Linked DNA regions of Homo sapiens: region 2 is linked to region 1. A link is a contact called in ENCODE Hi-C or POLR2A ChIA-PET data. All regions are on one chromosome and are shown on one strand. The core of a region is the stretch at or near the end of the contact, and the rest is flanking DNA. Distances in the headings are between cores, read along the strand shown.

Region 1 (3,233 bases), core at 473-2,972:
GAGTCAGAGGAACATTCCAGGATCTTCAACAGCCCTAAACAAGGTCATTGGCATCCTGCTAGATATGGTTGGCACAGAGCACACTCTGTGACTGACCCTCTCAATCAGCCCAGCATCCTGTCCAGTGGCCTGACCGAGGGCTGCACTGTAATCCTTGTTTCCTTTGAAAGTCTGGAATTCATAAGGAAATAGGGTGGGGGTAAAGAATGGATGATCTAATTTTCCAAGGGAGTATTGGATTAGTCAACAACTTGATCCCCACTGCTGAGATAGCTCCTTTTGTGAATATTTTACCTACCCACCTGCTAGGTCTCAAGGCTTCTGAAAGTACTCTTCCTAGACAACTACACTGAGCATCTTAAAACAGCACAGTCTGCTTCCTTCCCTCACTGATTCTGAAAAACGGAGCCGCTCCCAGTCCCTTTCGTATCCACCCTGACTCCAGGCAGGATAACACTGGATAAAGTCCCCTATATCCTTCAGCATAAAAATCCCAAAAGTCCACTCCAAGGCCTTCTGCCTGCTCTTGTTTAAGACACAGTGGCTGGTCTCTGAAGCAGCCTCTAGAGGCTCTGATGCCAGCCAGTACATTTAAAGATGAGCTAAAGGAAACAGAAGGGTAGTTGGTACACTTCTTTATCTCCCGACATTTGCCTGGAGCAAAAGAAAGAGGAGAATGATGCTGAGATTAAAGCCTCTCCCCTGGAGTGATTCTATGTGGCCTGTTGCGTTGGTGCAGAGAGGCAAGGCAATAAGGCCTTCTGGGGTTCAGCAGAGAGACAGGTCAAACAAGGGTACTGCCCAGGCTGCTGGGGCCCCAATCAAGATGTGACTCTTCTCCAAAGGGAGCAGATGACACGGGCCTCCTTGTACCAGTGTGGCAGCCAGCATGTGTGCAGGATGGGGACAGACACTCAGGATAGGCAGAGAGAGCCACATTACCAAGTAATCAGACTTGTTTACCACTCTTGAGGTAAATGTGGGAAGCCAACAACCAGCATTTTGTAGAGTCACTTGGCGGAAGAAACACCATCCACACAAGTCAATCAAAAATATATATTCTTGGCTGGGCGTGGTGGCTCACACCTGTAATCCCAGCACTTTGGGAGGCCGAGGAGGCGGATCACCTGAGGTCAGGAGTTCAAGACCAGCCTGGCCAACATGGTGAAACCCATCTCTACTAAAAATACAAAAAATTAGCTGGGCATGGTGATGGGCACCTGTAATCCGAGCTACTCAGGAGGCTGAGGCAACAGAATCGCTTGAACCTGGGCGGCGGAGCTTGCAGTGAGCTGAGGTTGCGCCACTGCACTCCAACCTGGGCCACAAGAGTGAAACTCCGTCTCAAAGAAAAAAGGTCTATTTTTAAAAACTACTAACTGAGAAAGAAGTAAGAGCCTTGAAGAAACAGAAAGAAGGAACCTGAGCATGCCACGGCAGGAGAGGATGAGAACGGCATGGAGAAGGGGGAGGCGCAAGCAGCTGGAAGCCCACGGCGGAATGGGCCGGTGCTCGGAGAGCTGTTCGGATGGCACGGGAGCTGATTGTCTTGACGTTAAGTTCCTCGGTGAGGAGAGAACAGAAGTTAATGGCACCCACCGGGCCTGGGTGGAGCCTCAGCACCACCAAAGAAAGCAGATTCTGCATTTGGAAAGCCTAGGCCCTCTCCTTGAACCTGGTTCTCAAGGTTTCGGTGATGAGTCACCTCGTTCCCCCTCACCAGCTTCTGTCTTTAGCCACAGCACTGACGTGTCTGAACCCGCACGCACCTCCTGAGCTGGAGCACCCGTCATCTTCACACCACAGATGACTAACCATGGCCTGCTCACAGTCTCCTCATTATCACGGAATGAAAATGCTACATGCCTGAAAGCTGAGGTTTTGGGAACAGGATGAGAAGAGCTGCGGAAGGAATGGAGATGCAGGTGGCAATGAGCTAAGCTTTTGACAGGCCCTCGCAGTCCTCGGGAGCAGGGGCCAAGTGACCACAGATCCAGAGAGAGTGCTCTCCTTGGCAGGGCCGCATGAAATCTCATTCATTACAGCCTCCGATTAGGTTCCCAGGCTCATTAAAATCTGTGTGCCATTCACTGTTTCTCTTGGATCAGACTGGATTCTACTGTGCAGAGAATTGCCAGGGCTTCCAAGTGTCCAGTGCAGGCCAGATAGCATCTCTTGGCTTCACTTCTTCCTGAAGTTTCTCCCTGTGCTTCTGTGTGCTCACTGCCAAGAACACAAGTCAGCATTCAGGCCCACGGCTGCCAGCTGAAACAAGGGCTTCTGACCCAGACAAAGCCCGCAGATAAAGTCCAAAGCACTTGAGCTAAACTTACTCTAAAAACTATGGCAGTACAGGACAAAGGAAGACACTCGGGTTAGACACAAAGAACCACAGCTAAGGCAACCTTTAAAAAAGGAGAGTGGGCTGGGCGCAGTGGCTCATGCCTGTAATCCCAGCACTTTGGGAGGCCAAGGTGGGCGGATCACTTGAGCTCAGGAGTTCGAGACCAGCTTGGGCAACATGGCAAAACTCCATCTCTACCAAAAAAAAAAAAAAAAGTTAGCCAGGCACAGTGGCATGCACCTGTGGTCCCAGCTACTTGGGAGGCTGAGGCAGGAGAATTGCTTGAGCCAGGAGTACAGAGGTTGCAGTGAGCTTCTCGTGCCATTGCACTCCAGCATGGGGGACAGGAGTGAAACCCTGTCTCAAAAAAATAAAATAAAATAAAATAGGAGAGTAAAGAGGAGCTTTTACTCTATCTGATAGAAAGACATATTATAGCCAGGTGCGGTGGCTCACGCCTGGAATCCCAGCACCTGGGGAGGCTGAGGCAGGAGGATCACTTGAGGCCAGAAGTTCAAGACCAACCTGGGCAACACAGTGAGACCCCATCTCTACAAAAAATAGAAAAAAATAATTAGCTGGTCACGGTGGCACGTGCCTGTAAGTCCAAGCAACTCAGGAGACTTAGACGGGAGGATTTCTTGAGCCCAGGAGGTTGGGGCTGCAGTGAGCCGTGGCTGCACCACTGCACTCCCCAGCCTGGGTGACAGAGTGGGAACCTGTCTCAACAACAACAAAAAAAGACATATTAAAAAGCCATCATAATAAAAACAGTAGTTTAAAAACCATAAAAATAGATCACCAGAACAGAATAGAGAGCTCAGATTCAGTCCCAACTTAATGTAGGATGAAGGTGAGGCCGGGCGCGGTGGCTCACATCTGTAATCCC
Region 2 (3,233 bases), core at 400-2,899, 34 kb after region 1:
TTGTTGCCCAGGCTGGAGTGCAATGACGCGATCTCGGCTCACTGCAACCTCTGCCTTTCAGGTTCAAGTGATTCTCCTGCCTTAGCCTCCCTAGTAGCTGGGATTACAGGCACTCGCCACCACGCCCAGCTAATTTTTTGTATTTTTAGTAGAGAGAGGTGTTCACTATGTTGACCAGGCTGGTCTCAAACTCCTCACCTCAGGCAATCCACCCGCCTCAACCTCCCAAGTGCTGGGATTACAGGTGTGAGCCACCATGCCCAGCTAGAAGTCTGTTTTTCTAATATATCCTCCCATTCTCTTTCCCACAGGACTGGGCCCACTGGCCTTCCCACTGTCATTCACCACCACCAGCCCTTTGAGAGCCTGCCATTCTGGAACCTTCTTTTCCAGCCACAGTCTTAAGATGATGAGCAACCTCTGCAGAAAGAATGTAAAGTTACAACACGCACACAGATCCCATCAAGATGAGAGTGAGTGGAGATGATGCCCTATTTCCAAGCAGCTCAGAGTGCATGTGTGCCAGACACGAGCGGACTGCCGGAGATAGCTGACACAGATCCGAGGACACAGAAGGAGGCTCTTTAAAAAGCCAGAGCAACAGCTAGCATGTGAGAGGTCTGATTAATCCACCAAGGGCTTATCTATGCATCAACAAACAGCGATGGTCTGTGTCTTGTTCCCTGGATACTTCCTGGCTCATGCAAGACACTCGGTATTTATTTGTTAGATGAGCGATAAATACATGAATACTTAGACTCATTTGTCTCAAATTGCCTGAGGTTTTAACTACCCCAACCAGATATTTTGGAATCATAAACACCCAGGCATTGAATATTTAAATACATATGCAAACACCTGGAGTTCACTAATTTCCTTGTGATTTGTCCCCTGGGAGGCTGTGCACCGCTAGGCAGAGAATGGAAGAAAATCTCTGGTGCTTGTTGATAATCACAGAGAAAGATGAACTTGTGGTATATGTGTATGATAGTGTGTAGCCAAGGACAGGAAAAACGAGACAATGATTCTGTAATGGAAAAAAATCTCAAGTCTTCAATATTTGTCTTTACGAGGACTCCCCTGATCAGCTCCTGTGAGCAGGGCCCCATCCCTTGCTGTCAGTATCAGCCTCCAGGAACCTGCTGTAAGTTTAAATGGGCCCTCCAGTTCTCAAGAGGTTGCTGTCCACTTTCCCAGCCCTGGGACCCTCGCATATGGCTGTCGGTGACTTGTGCAGGAATTTAGTTCTGTCGCCATCTCACCGCAAGAAAGAATGTCCTAACTGTCCAGCAGATGCTGGTTGTCCCCACTCGGAGACAATGATGGACTGGGTAATTCTGTAATTGGGCTAGACCTGCTGCCGACCCACTCTCTGGGCCCCATGGCTCAATGTTGGCTAAGGGAGTAGTGGATTCTGCTTCCACCTTAGTGAGGGCCAAAGATGCTGGAGAAGGAGGTAGGTACCAAGAATCATAGAACAAAGGTGCTTATTAGACAAGGAAGAGATTGCTCCACGTGACTCCAGTGGGCTTGGAATGGGCCTGGGTGGCAGCTGAAATGTGACAGATGCCAGGCAAGCTTTCCAGCTTCACAGAGATCTGACTTAGCCTTCCAGCTGATGCACACGCAGGGGAAGCCAGGGCTGTGGCAGGAAAAGGGGCGTTCCCAGGGTGTGGCAACTAGTGCGGCTTGGGGACAGGGCTGTTCACAGCTATGCTGCTTGAGAGAGCAGGGCTCACTGAGCAAGGAGAAGGGCGGTGGCTACAACCAGCCACATTGAAAAGACGCTTGCTTCTCCTAAATCACAAACTTTCCCTCAACACTGGCGGGAAGCTGTTTATATTTCCCAGCAAAAGACTGAGCAGAGTTTAAGATGAACAACAGATTGCAAACTTTCCTTCTCTTTGAGTGGTGATGGAGGTGGGAGGGGATAGAGACGTGTGGAAACACACAGAGATACAGCCATGATGAATCAGTTTGTCTGCGAAGTATTTGACCACACACATTAAACAAATTGGAAATTAGCAGTCAGCTCTAACATCTCTTTATACCCAAGTGACAAAACTCAGACAATTAAGCTTCTGTTTCTCTGACGTTTTAACAGCAGGAAATAAAAATCTAGCAATAATAGACAGCAAATTCCTTCTTTTGTCTGGAGGGCAGGGGAATGGGGAATAAAAATATATCTTGTACCTTCATCATTTAATAGATTTTAGTGGAATTACCAGGCCAGAAAGTATCCTATTACATGGAAAGAAACAGACTGGGTTTCCAGTTTATTACTAACTTAGGGATCGCTGCATGATTTGAGCTGATGTTTTCTTTTTCTTTTTTCTTTCTCCTTTTTTAATGAAAACGAAAGTCCTTTGTGTGCAGTCTCTCTGAACTTTCAGAACAATGTAAGAACTTTAAGAACAATGTTCTTAAGTCACACGATTCCTTCGGGGACACACGAAGCGCACTTCTAAACCCATAATCCTGGGCTATAAAAAGGATCTGGGGCGGGTGATCAAAGGTGAACTGCCCATTTACAACCTCTCTTTCAAGCCCCCTTCCCATCTCCCTGACAGTTTTATAGAAGTCCTTCTCTTTTGCTCCAACCCAGATCAAAGACTTGGATAGAGGGGTCTCCCCACCCTCCTGCCTGGCATGGAAGGAAGGGATTACCCCCGAAATTAGAAACCCCAGTGCAGTGGGCTTACCCTCCTACCTGGGGGATAGGGGGTGAGACCTGGAGCCTCTCTTGTCAATAGGAACAGACCAGGACAAAGATGGGATAAACTCAGGGTGCCCCGCTCTGTTCTGGCAGCAGAGGAGACAAACTTGCTCTCTCTTCCCTTCAGCCTTCAAAAGAGAAATTCTCTGATCTTCTGTGCACAGGTTTTAGTTAACATCTACAAGTTGCTAGGATCATGTTTATGTTATCAGTAAACCTTCCCTTCCCTCCCACCCAAGTAATAGTCCCCATCCAGAGCATCAGAAGCTCCCCCTAAACTCTGAGTCTGAGATATCGGGGAGCTGAGGGAGGCGGGAAGAAGCTGCAAGGTGTGTGGCATCAATTCAGGTCACAGCCTCATCCATTTGTTCATTTGTTCTCAATACGACTCCCTACTTTTGCCTGGACATGCTGGGATCTGCTTAGGACTTGGGGGTGAAGGTACATTTCCTGGGAATACTTATTCGAGGGCTGGAAGTGCCTCAGTCCCCAGAGACTCCCCACCTAGTCCTGAAAG

What was found. A loop is a pair of places that touch in the nucleus more often than their neighbours do. ChIA-PET counts read pairs that join two places held with the same protein, here RNA polymerase II (POLR2A). Pooled maps may share reads with other maps.
Region 2: a loop to region 1 is called in a map of cardiac septum, with 3 times the contacts of the local background. The contact joins two enhancer-like sites. A Hi-C loop is called at or near these places in 3 of 168 maps with a recorded cell type or tissue (PC-3, Right ventricle myocardium inferior and cardiac septum) and 10 of 50 pooled maps. POLR2A ChIA-PET finds 5 or more read pairs at or near these places in 7 of 52 experiments (AG04449, AG04450, GM12878 and 4 more).

The regions. Positions count from the first base shown.
Region 1 is chr3:197,393,014-197,396,246 of GRCh38, forward strand. No RefSeq gene overlaps it. Among named protein-coding and RNA genes, the nearest start is that of DLG1, 96 kb to the left of the region's middle. RefSeq lists enhancers at 743-792, 1,057-1,558, 1,166-2,365, 1,283-2,162, 1,685-1,979 and 1 more. Within about 2 kb of position 1,723, at least 13 of the 41 ENCODE cell types and tissues checked have a DNase peak (open chromatin) inside an H3K27ac peak, as active enhancers do.
Region 2 is chr3:197,426,647-197,429,879 of GRCh38, forward strand. The region is part of intron 3 of LOC105374308 (a long non-coding RNA gene); the gene reads right to left. Among named protein-coding and RNA genes, the nearest start is that of LINC02012, 81 kb to the right of the region's middle. Within about 2 kb of position 1,650, at least 8 of the 41 ENCODE cell types and tissues checked have a DNase peak (open chromatin) inside an H3K27ac peak, as active enhancers do.